2 separate regions of the Mus musculus genome follow, and region 2 is linked to region 1. A link is a loop called in an ENCODE intact Hi-C map of the cell type or tissue named here. Cell type or tissue: left cerebral cortex. All regions are shown on one strand. Links, peaks and the distances in the headings refer to the core of each region. The heading gives the core; the rest is flanking DNA.

Region 1 (5,383 bases), core at 203-5,202:
GTTTGAGACCAGCCATCAGTGTAGCAAAATGTCATCACTTTAAGGAAGAGGAAAGGAATAGTGGATGTAATTATGCCCATGGGTGCATGCACGTACATACATAGTCATGCTTATAGAATCTGCAGAGGTAGCTTACTCAGAGAGTTTCATACATCCAAATTCACATTTTATGCTTTATGCAATAATGAAACAGATGTAAAGCTACTTCAAATTTTTCTAACTAGCTTGACATTAGTAGAAGTGCTCTCAGTTCCCCTGAGATTGAGCTTAACCAAGTCCAAATAAGACTGTGCAATGGAAATGCTCAAATAAATCATCAGCACGCTGTTTCCACCTGCTACAATCTCCAAACTATTAAAAAGGCTAAGTGGAGGGATGATTGATCTGAGCACTGAATTCATTGAACAAATTACTGAAGAAAAGCTGCAAGGAAAAAATTATTTCCCAAGGAGTATCACAGCGGGTTTCAGGCTGTTAATCTTCCAAGGGTCTACTTCACATGAACACTGCTAGGTTTTATAAGATGATTAGAAAGCCAAGGCTGCAGCCCTGTTTGTCATTAATGAGTTGTATGATCATAAGTGTGTTGCTTAAAATTTGAGAGCTTAAAGGACCTGTCTGTGAAAAGAGGACAACTTTATGCTAAGAGGTAGTATTGGTATCTGTTAATAGCAAATGTTGGAAAGATCTTTTCTCTATTTTTTTATATGTTAAATTGTTTTGCTTTGTTTTATAATGGGAGCTGGAGATTGCTCAGTCACACAAGCATGAGAGCTCATGTTTGGATTCCCAGAATCCACATCAAAAGTTAGACATGGCTATGGGTATGTATAGTCCTAAGTCCAAAGGAAAGTAGAGACCTGGGCATCCCTATAGCTCATTGGTCAGAAAGCCTACATAATCCATGACCTTCACCTTCACTCTAGAAAACCAAGGTGGAAAGATAGAGGAAACACCCACAGGCCCACTCACACACACGTACCTACCCACAAACTAGCACATATTCACGTACATAAAATAATCCACGTGGACTGATAAGTCTCTCTATTGAATGTGGTCTTTAGAATGTGAAGGAAGTATCAGCTGGAAGTGAAAGAGCTCACTTTGTCAGCCCTGTTCTGATACCCCAGTGGATTCAATGTTCTCACATTTAATGAAAAATTTCTGACACAGGCTGAAGGCCCTTAAGGATATGAAGTTGTCCTAGAACAAATGCTCCTTCCTCTAAGAAGCAGGTTATTTCCTATGATCCACCATGTTTCTAACAGTTTTCAGAAATACCATAACCACTCTTATGCAGTATTTTAGGGACATATGTTTTTATTTCCCTTGAGAATATATAGAAGAATTTAGGTTTTACTTTCATTTCAAGTCCTTGAAATTATTTACATGTTGAAAGACTATTGCTATATACTATGTTAAGACCAGATAGTAGAATACTCACAAGATGGCTGAGTGGATAAAGGTCCTTGCTGCAAAGCCTGATGACCTATGTTAAATTCCCAGGCCTATTTGGTGAAAGAAGACCAACTTCCAAAATTGGCCTTTGGCCTTGACATGTGTGCAATTGTATGAGATAAATAAATGTAATTTTTTTAAAAAAGAAGAAGAACAGACTGTAATTGGCAGAGGGTGGAGCTGGGAGATCAGTTTATTAAGGCAAGAAAGGCAAGAGTGAGTACAGTGGAAATCTGCGGTGCAACTGAGGAGAGGTGATAAAATTCTGCAATTGTACTAAAGAGAAAGCTCACTACTCTTCTAGATTTGATGTGAGGTGTGAGAGTATTTGATGTCGAGCATAAGAGAAAGTGAAGAGCCACTGAATATTTCAAGACTTTAGTCCCGGTGAACTAAAATGTAGCGGTGCCATTATGAAGAAAACACTGGGGTAGGTGCCCGGGTAAGGAGGAATGCCAGGAAGTGAAACAGGTGGTATAGGATATCCAAGAAGAGACTGGTGATGCATAGTCTCTGGGGTTTGAAGAGAGCTGTGAGCTGAAAAAAGTGTTTGTAAGTCTGTATATAAATTTGTTAAGATGATGTATCAAGCCAGAATCAACTCAGATTCTTTGAAACTGAGGTCATAACCTCATCTTTAGCTTTTCAGCTTTTCATAGGCCCTGCTGATTTATTAGTTGGGATTACATTCCCTGGCTGTTATAGAGAAATCCACTTGGAGTACTGGCCTCTCTGTTCAGAGACACACACACAACGTTGTGGAAAGCAAAAAGCTCCCATCTTGCCCAACAGAGAAGATATTTTATTCTATCTACAAGTTTATTTTCTCCAGTGACAATCTTGTTCAGCAGTGAATATGACTATTCATCATATGCCCTCTGTAGGCCTTCATGGCTCAGACTCAGTGTTCTTGTGGGATAAGATCTTTCTTCTAAACAATCCTACTTTTCTATTGCTACTTAGACAAAGTGGCATGAACCTACAACAGCAAAATTTACCTTACAGCTCTGGGCATGAGGGCCACTGAGTCAACCTCGAGGAGCTTAGCTACACGTCAACAGAATTATACTGCCTTCTTGATGATCCAAAGGAGACTTGCTTCCCTCCCATCTTCCTATTTCTAGACACCAGCTGCATTCCTTGGCTCTTGGCCCCAGCTCTATCTCTACAAGGCAAGGCAATCCTCTCTATGAAATGCACCCTTGCAGGACCCACCTGTATAACTCCGGCTAACTTCACCATTGAGGAATCAACTGCTTGATAACTTTTATCTCATCAAAAACTTCATCTTTTGTCATAGAGCCTAACATGGTCAGTGGCTCCAGGGACTTGGATATAGAAACTGGGGCAAGGGCATTATTACGACTACTAGTGTTTATCATCGATGGCTCTTAGCATAAAGCCTCCAAGGTAGCAATAGCCAATTGATGGAAACTAATTAACAAATGTATCTTTCAATGCCTCCTTCAGGATGTTTTCCTCTGTCTGCCTGCCTAACTCACTTTTGAAGAGTTTAAAATTAGCATCTCTCTGAGGACTGGAAGGAAGGAAAACCTGAAAGCAGAACAATATTCATTTCCAGGTCTGAATATTATCATCTATATCTCAAGATGTAGAGGAGTCTCCTCTTAAGCTGCATTCTAGGATATGAGAAATATCACACATAAAGGTGTGGAGCTCGTTAGGAGGGAAGGATACTTTTGGTCTGACTGGACTTTTGCTACTGAGTTCTACTTACTAGTGTTGAAATTTCCTCCACCTCTAACATGACTGTCCTCTGAGAGGCTTCACACAAAAGCTGACTCAGATACAGACACTCACAGCCAAACAGTGGGTGGAGTTGGGGGACTCTCAAGGAAGAACACAGGGAAAGATTGTGGGCCCCAAAGGGAATAGGAACTCCACAGGAAGACAAACAGAGTCAACTACCCTGGACCCTTGGGCTTCTCAGAGACTGAGCTACCAACCAAAGAACATATACAGACTGGACCTAGGTCTCCTCACATATATGTAGCAGATATGCAGCTTGGTCTTCATGTGGGTCAGGAACAACTTGAGCAGGGTAAAAAGCTGTTCCCTGTCAATGGGATATGTTCTTCTAGCTGGGCTGCCTGGTCTGCCTCAGTGGAAGAGGATGCACCTAGCCCAGAAAACACTTGATGTAGCAGGGTAGCTGGATACCCAGAGGAGCCCTAACCACTCAGATAAGAAGGGAGGAGGACGAATTATGGGAGAAGGTGCCAGGAGGGGGTGTAGTAAGCAGGATATAAAGTGAATAGATGATGGCGATGAAGATGATAGATAGATAGATAGATAGATAGATAGATAGATAGATAGATAGATAAGAAGGAAGAAAGAAAGAGAGAGGGGAGAGAGGGAATGAGGGAGGGAGGGAGGGAGGGAGGGAGGGAGGGAGGGAGGGAGGGAGGGAGGGAGGAAGGTCCTCCACCTTAATCCAGAGAACCAAAATGGAAGTTAAACCTTCTGACCAATGTTAACCAATGTTAAAATAAGTTTTAAGTGCATTGTCAAGAACCTGTGTAAGATTCAAAGTCAGACCATCATAACATGGGAAGCAAACAGCAAAGTTCTTTGACCACTCTCCTGCTATTGCCCGTCACCTTGTCCCTGATACACTTTATTTTATACTAGTGATTCTATGCCTTTTCTGCTACTTCATGAGCTTCATACAAGCAGTGCTCATTTGTCTTCTAACTCGTCATTGTAACTCAGTCCTTGGCACACATTAAGTGGCATATGACTGTCCAACTATTATTCATGTTCATACTGAGGGAGAGTCAGCGTTCATGTGAACTGCATGAATGCACACATTCACGTTAGATTTGGGGGATGCATACTTCTATGAGGTTCCTGGGTGGTAGCCTTTGAATATGATCCTTTGACTCATGTACAGACTTCTAGATTATCTCAGACACACAATTGTTTTTCAGCTAACTGAAACAAACTGTAGCTTCCCACACAATGAAATAAGAACTCTGCACATCACCGCTGTGCTCTGAAAACTGTCACTGTGGTGCTGACAAAGCTGAGGCAGATGGAAAATTTCCCTTTAGTGTATCTTCACCAAAAAGCAAAAGGTTGATGTTATATGAGAACATAGTGTAGGCATGATTCACAACTTGTATTCATTTAATGTTGACGTCAGGTTTTTTTTTCTTAAATTCTAACTCCTTTGCATTTGTGAATAATTGGGTGCAATTATTGTGTGACTCATCCTAAAATCAACTCCAAACACTTTATGCTTTCAAAGCTATCCTAGCTGTTCGTCATGAGCTGATTTTTTTCACAGTATTGTTGAGTAATTCCTAATTTTTCATAAATAGGTTGCTGAGAGACCTACTTATTAAATTTTGCTCCAATCAGGGGACAAGAGCTTTGATTCTAGAACATGAAAAAATGGGAACACAAGTTAACAAGTAAGTTACATGGAAACACTGGTAAGAACAGCCTTGGTACTGTTCTGGTGCCCACAGGAATGTCCCTTCTAAATTTTAGCCCATGGGTCACGTGACCCCAGAGTATGAATCCAGAGCATGCTGCCTTTCTGGAGCATGGCGTGAGTGTGAGAGTCTCAGTCACCCCAAGCAAGGTAACTTTCTTGAGACTTGAACAACCACACTAAATCCTGGGTTTTCATGGTCCTCTCCTGCTGGTGTATGAGCAAGAAGCCTGCTCCATGTATCTTGTACATTTGGGTACACTGCCTCACCAAACTCAGACACGCTGGTCACCACAGCATAGGGAACTTGCTCCAGTAGCTGCCAACTGAATTCCAGCTGATGTTTTGACATATTAGAATACAGGGTCTGTAAGAATCCTAGCGGCAATTGTATCTACAGTCTTACATTGTATACACTCAAGAGTAGAGAGCCTTGGGTTCTTGAAGCAGAGTTTCTGAGTGTGC
Region 2 (5,383 bases), core at 79-5,078, 56 kb after region 1:
TTCTGTGCTAGGTGTTTAAAGTGCAGTGCTGTTGAAAAAGGAGAAAACCTGGATTCTTGTACATCGTATAGGCTTCCATCTAGTGCATGTATTCTTAGAAATGGCTACTTCCAATGCATACAATAACCATGCTGAAAGTTTGTAAAGAAACCTCTATGTAGGTTGTCATCGTGGTGTTTCTTCATCTTTGGATAAATTTTCATGTATCAAGGAGGAGATAGAATCCAGGCAGCTACAGGAGCCAGCCAGCTTCCCCCACTGTGTTACCGTGATGAGTCTAGATGACAGTGAGGCCCTGCAACTTCTGACAGCTTCTTCAGCTTGGGGTGCATTGGATGCATCCTTGTCAGAGTGTGAACAGCTGCCATGACCTTTCTGCATGTATGCCTCACATGCCTATTTACTTTCCTTCAGAAAAAAAAATTTCTCTTGTTTTCAATTTTCTTTATGCTTACTAATGAAGCTGGAAAAACATATGGTATGAACTTATGAAATGTGACTACTCAGGCATTGCAGTATAAAAAGGGTTAAAACAACCTCCTGAAATTATTACAAGTCCCAAATTCCAAAAGCCAAGTTTTGGCTCATTTTCAAGAATAAGGCCTTGATTTCTCTATGATAAAATCATTCATATGACCACATAAGCCAAATGCTTTAATTTAAACAACAACAACAACAACAAAAAACCCCATGACTATATAGGATTTAAAATACCCTGGAAATATTTTAGCATAATTGGAATCCTGGACAAATTTTATGGTATTTCCTGTACCTTTTCAGAATTCATGAGAATTTCAGAACTATGAGAATTCATAGTTCACAATGCAGAATACAGTTGGGTGCTTCCTGGACTCTGAGCATATTATTGTAGAGAAATCAAATAAATAAAAAAATATTTTCCTGAAAAGTTTTTTCCTTATAAAATTTCAGAGGAATTAGCCTCATGAAAAGCAGAAGTCATTCTCTCCTGCTAAACTCACAACTGGAGTTTCCAGAGCTGAACTGACGTCTGTAATAAAGATTAGTGTTTATTTCGTAGGTGACATGTTTATACTTTGATCGTTAAAAACATGTCTACATTAAACAGCCAGGACCTGATTGGGCTTCCTATTAAAATGGAGGCAATAACCTTAGCTTCCTTAAATCACCTCTCCCCATGCTCACACCACTGCTGAGGCGCAGATACTCTCACTTTGCTCTTCTAACTTTTGATTTCCATGACCAGGGTCAGCAGTTATGTGAGCCATTGGGCTCTGGGGCTGATGCTACTGTTTAAAACTCAGCCCCATTGGCATGACTCAATTCAAGGTTGTAGTGGGGACAAGCACTTCTCCCTTCTAGATTCAATGATGACTCTATGACCTTATGACCTGGATCCTCAGGAGATCAAGCCTTGGCCACACTGAAGAAAGGTCTGTTTTGTGGCATGTGGTTTCCTTCCTGGGTTTGGGTTTTAGGTTACAGTCTCAAATTTCAATGTGAGATGTCACTCCTGCACCTTGGGGAGGATGTGGTGTGTGGTGCATGTAAAAGGAAGAGATAAAACTCTTCTAACCAAAACGGTGTCACCAATAACATAGGATTAATTACAAAAGGGGTACAGTGAGAAATGGACAAGGTATTCGGCTAATGAAACTCAGCGTGTTATTTTATTCATAAATAGCACACAATGGGTAGAACTTAGCATGCTATTTTATTAGTAAATAATACACAAAGAGTAAAATTTACCTGCAGGATTTGGAAGAGTTGCCAAGATGGTATTAATGTAATGATCCCCCCCCCTCACACACACACACACACACACCCTTCCATTCCAAGCAGCAATCTATTATTTCAAAATCTTTACTTTGGCTTCTGTGTTCTATTCAAACACACTCTATTTTTCTCATGGCTGGACTCTATCCTCTTCCAAACAAGTCCACTCAATTAGGAGTTGATTTTTAACTGGGTAGGAAGTTTTTAAGAGATAAAGGGTCTAGGACTAACAAAGGACCAGCCTTGGATGATAGAAGCGTGCTCTGCAGACCTGAGCCATTTGGCACGTAGCCTCTCCACTTCGTTTTCTCCCTCTTTCTCACTGCACAGCACACCAGCTCTCAGGCTGAACCGTTCCCAGGATGTTATCTTGCTTCCCCAGCACTGTGACTCCAGGTCTAATTTATGCTTCTCTGGGTAACCGTGTGCGGAGGCTTGTCATCAGCCTTGCTCTCCAAGCAAAGCCAACTGCCGTCTGCTAGGCACTTGGTGAGCACATTATGTACACATAATAAGATGTTGTTCCCTCCACACAGATGCATGAGGCTAAAAAAAAAATAGCATTATCATAACATCTTCCAGCTTAGCTATTTTGAGGCTGCTGCACCCCCATATTACAAAGCCTCGCTATTTATACGATCATGCATATGGAAGACCCACCCCTCCAGGGAGATGTCAGTCCAGTGTGCTCAGAGACAAAAATTATAGGCCCCCAAACTTAAACATAAACTCATCCTGGCTGCTTATCTTGGTTGAATGCCAGCCAAGTTTATTAATAATTTTTAAGTAAGAAAGAAACAAAGCGATTTTAATTTGATAGAAGATAAGGAAGCAACATGAACAAGAGCTATAGCCAAACTCAGCCCAAAAGGTGAACCTCCTGGGCCATAGGAAATGGGGAAGAGAGCCAAAGAGCTGCCTGTGCTGGCCCTGGCTGGGCTATGACTTACAAGTGACGATGGCTGGGTTCCTTTTCTAGGACTCATAGTTCACCGAGATATCAAGTGAAAGTGTATCTTTTTTATTGGATATTTTCTTTATTTACATTTTAAATATTACCCCCTCTCCCAGTTCCCCCCTCCTGGAAACCCTCTATCCAATCGTCCCTCCCCCTGCTTCTATAAGGGTGTTCCTCCACCCACCCACCCACTGTCAACTCCTTGTCCTCGATTCTCCTACAGCGGGGCATCTATAGAGCCTTCATAGGACCAAGGGCATCTCCTCCCATTGATACCTGACAAGGCCATCCTCTGCTACATGTGCTGCTGACGCCTTGAGTCCCTCCTTGTGTACTCTTTGGTTGGTGGTTTAGTCCCTGGGAGTTCTGGGGTTAGGGGAGTGGGGACTTCTGTTTGGTTGAGATTGCTGTTCTTCCTATGGGGTTGCAAACCCTTCAGCTCCTTCAGTCCTTTCTCTAACTCCTCCATTGGGGACCCCATGCTCAGTCCAATGGTTGGCTGTGAGCATCTGCCTCTGTATTTGTAAGGCTCTGGCAGGGCCTCTCAGGAGACAGCTATTTCAGGCTCCTTTCAGCATGCACTTCTTGGCATCCACAATAGTGTCCCACCTGGAGATCTATCCCATATACAGTTACCAAACCCAGACCCTATTGTGGATGCCAAAAAGTGAAGGCGCACCTTTACTGGCATGAAACCTTCTGAGTGGTCTTAACATAGTCTGCAGGAAAGCAATAGGGACACAAACCACATTGGCCTGACTTTTCAGATTCCATGAAGAATTTCTTCTCCAGAAGAATCGGACCCATTGTGAGGAAGCCTATTTTTATTAGCCCATCACAGCAGAAAGGTAAGTGATTTCATGCCTGTCTTCCAAGAAACTGCAAGACACTCATGCATGCTATTAGCTCAACTAGCAAAGACAGACAGGACAGTCATAGGGAAGGGCTGGGTGCATAGCATCAGTTCTCAACCTTCCTAACACTGTGACCCTTTAGTACAGTTCTACATCTCGTGTGACCCCCCCCAACCATTGTAGCTGTAATTTTGCTATTGTTATGAATCAGAATGTAAATATCTGTGTTTTCCAATAGTCTTAGGTGACCCCTGTGAAAGGGTGGTTAGATCCCCTCAGGGGCCAGTACCCATAGGTTAAGAGCCACTGATATATATTTATTTTATCCAAGTAGACCTGTGGGAGGAAGACTGTCTTATTGAACTAAGTGAAACAGCTCCTGTACAAAGGTTCAGGGGACACTGTGGAAGAAGGAGAGAAAACACTGTAAAAGCCAGAGGATCAGGGAGTTTGCTGTGAGATTGCATCTCTTAGGAATATCAGAAGTTACATCCGTAAAGTCTCATCAACACGCTGTCTACACGTGAGCTGGACAGGGACAACAGCAATAGACATGCTAAAGCAGATAGGAAAAAAACAGTACGCTTCAACTTTACACAACAAACTACAGGCAACTAAGGAATGCCGAGAGTGGGAGAAAGAGTCTTTCCCAGAGAAGAACACGCTAACTGGTTACCTAAAAGTAAATGGTCAGCCCTGTATATACATGCACACACGCACACACACACACGCACACACACACCCCAACACTTACAGTTTTAAAAAGCCAAGAATCTGAAAGAGGACAATGAGTATAGAAGAGGGCTTGGATTGCAGAAACTGCTTGGACTGCAGAAACCGAGGTAATTATAATCTCAAAACATAAATGATAATTGTTTTAAAGATTCTGGTTCTAGGTTCTATATGTGACTTACTCTCTATTACATAAAACTTAAAGCCTCGTTGTCAAAAGCAAAAGTAAGTAATCTCTTTTCACAAATTAAAGAATCTAAAATATATTTCTTATAAATGAAACTCCCCACCAGAAGAGCCTTATAGCCTGTCAGAAAACCATGCTAAATAAGGTCGAAGTTTACCATTGCCATATAGCCTTCTGGTCTTGGCCAAAAATGATGGACTTCCTTCACTAGCAGGGCTGCCCCTTCTCTGACCTTGCCTGGGGAATTCAAAAACCCACACACACCTCTTCCTGCAGAATGTCACATAGCCTTAGTTAGATAACAGCTTCGATTTCCTTTCTCCTGCTAATAGCCTGTTCAGCTAGCACCTGAGATTCCAGAAATGCCTCTTTATGCTAATGAGGCATCTCGGTACTGTAAGCCTTCAACCAATGACCTTTGCTCATCCTGGATATTCTGACACCCTACTCCAAACTATATAAGTCTTGATCATTCCCAAGTAAAGTTGATCTGACTCCCCACAGCTGGTCCCAGTGTCATCATCTCTGTACCTACTCACTGGCCTTCTGAACCTCCACCATCCGTCACCTCTGCTTCCTTTGCCCTCATAGACCAATATCCACCACTGATCCCCTGAGACAGGGAGGGTCATAGATGGCACCCAACCTGGAGCCCTGGAACATGCTGGAAATTTGTGAGTACCCCCTCAAACCAAAGAGGGTAGTGGCATCTTGTCTGGCCATACTGACCTGAGGATCGGCTCCCTCTCCTTTCATTTCTTTGCTATATATTCGATCTGCACATTTGTGGACTGGAAACGGTTTGTGAAACATCTGACAGTTCTTGCTGGGGACAACTCCCTGATATCAGCCAAAGCTTGCCCTATCCTCTTTCCAGACTTCCCAGCCAGACAGGCC

The links. Peaks named below come from ENCODE experiments on the same cell type or tissue, not always from the same donor. Only the 100,000 strongest peaks of a DNase experiment are listed, where the experiment ranks them.
Region 2: a loop joins it to region 1, with 2.4 times the contacts of the local background. A loop is called at or near these places in 3 of 42 quality-filtered maps.

What each region holds. Positions count from the first base shown.
Region 1 is chr13:110,986,349-110,991,731 of GRCm38, forward strand. No RefSeq gene overlaps it. Among named protein-coding and RNA genes, the nearest start is that of 4930526H09Rik, 85 kb to the left of the region's middle. In left cerebral cortex, for the core only: no CTCF peak of the experiment used is centred there; DNase peaks (open chromatin) are centred at 1,891, 2,594, 3,284 and 4,538; H3K27ac peaks cover 1,721 bases.
Region 2 is chr13:111,042,402-111,047,784 of GRCm38, forward strand. No RefSeq gene overlaps it. Among named protein-coding and RNA genes, the nearest start is that of 4930526H09Rik, 140 kb to the left of the region's middle. In left cerebral cortex, for the core only: no CTCF peak of the experiment used is centred there; a DNase peak (open chromatin) is centred at 2,258; H3K27ac peaks cover 2,438 bases.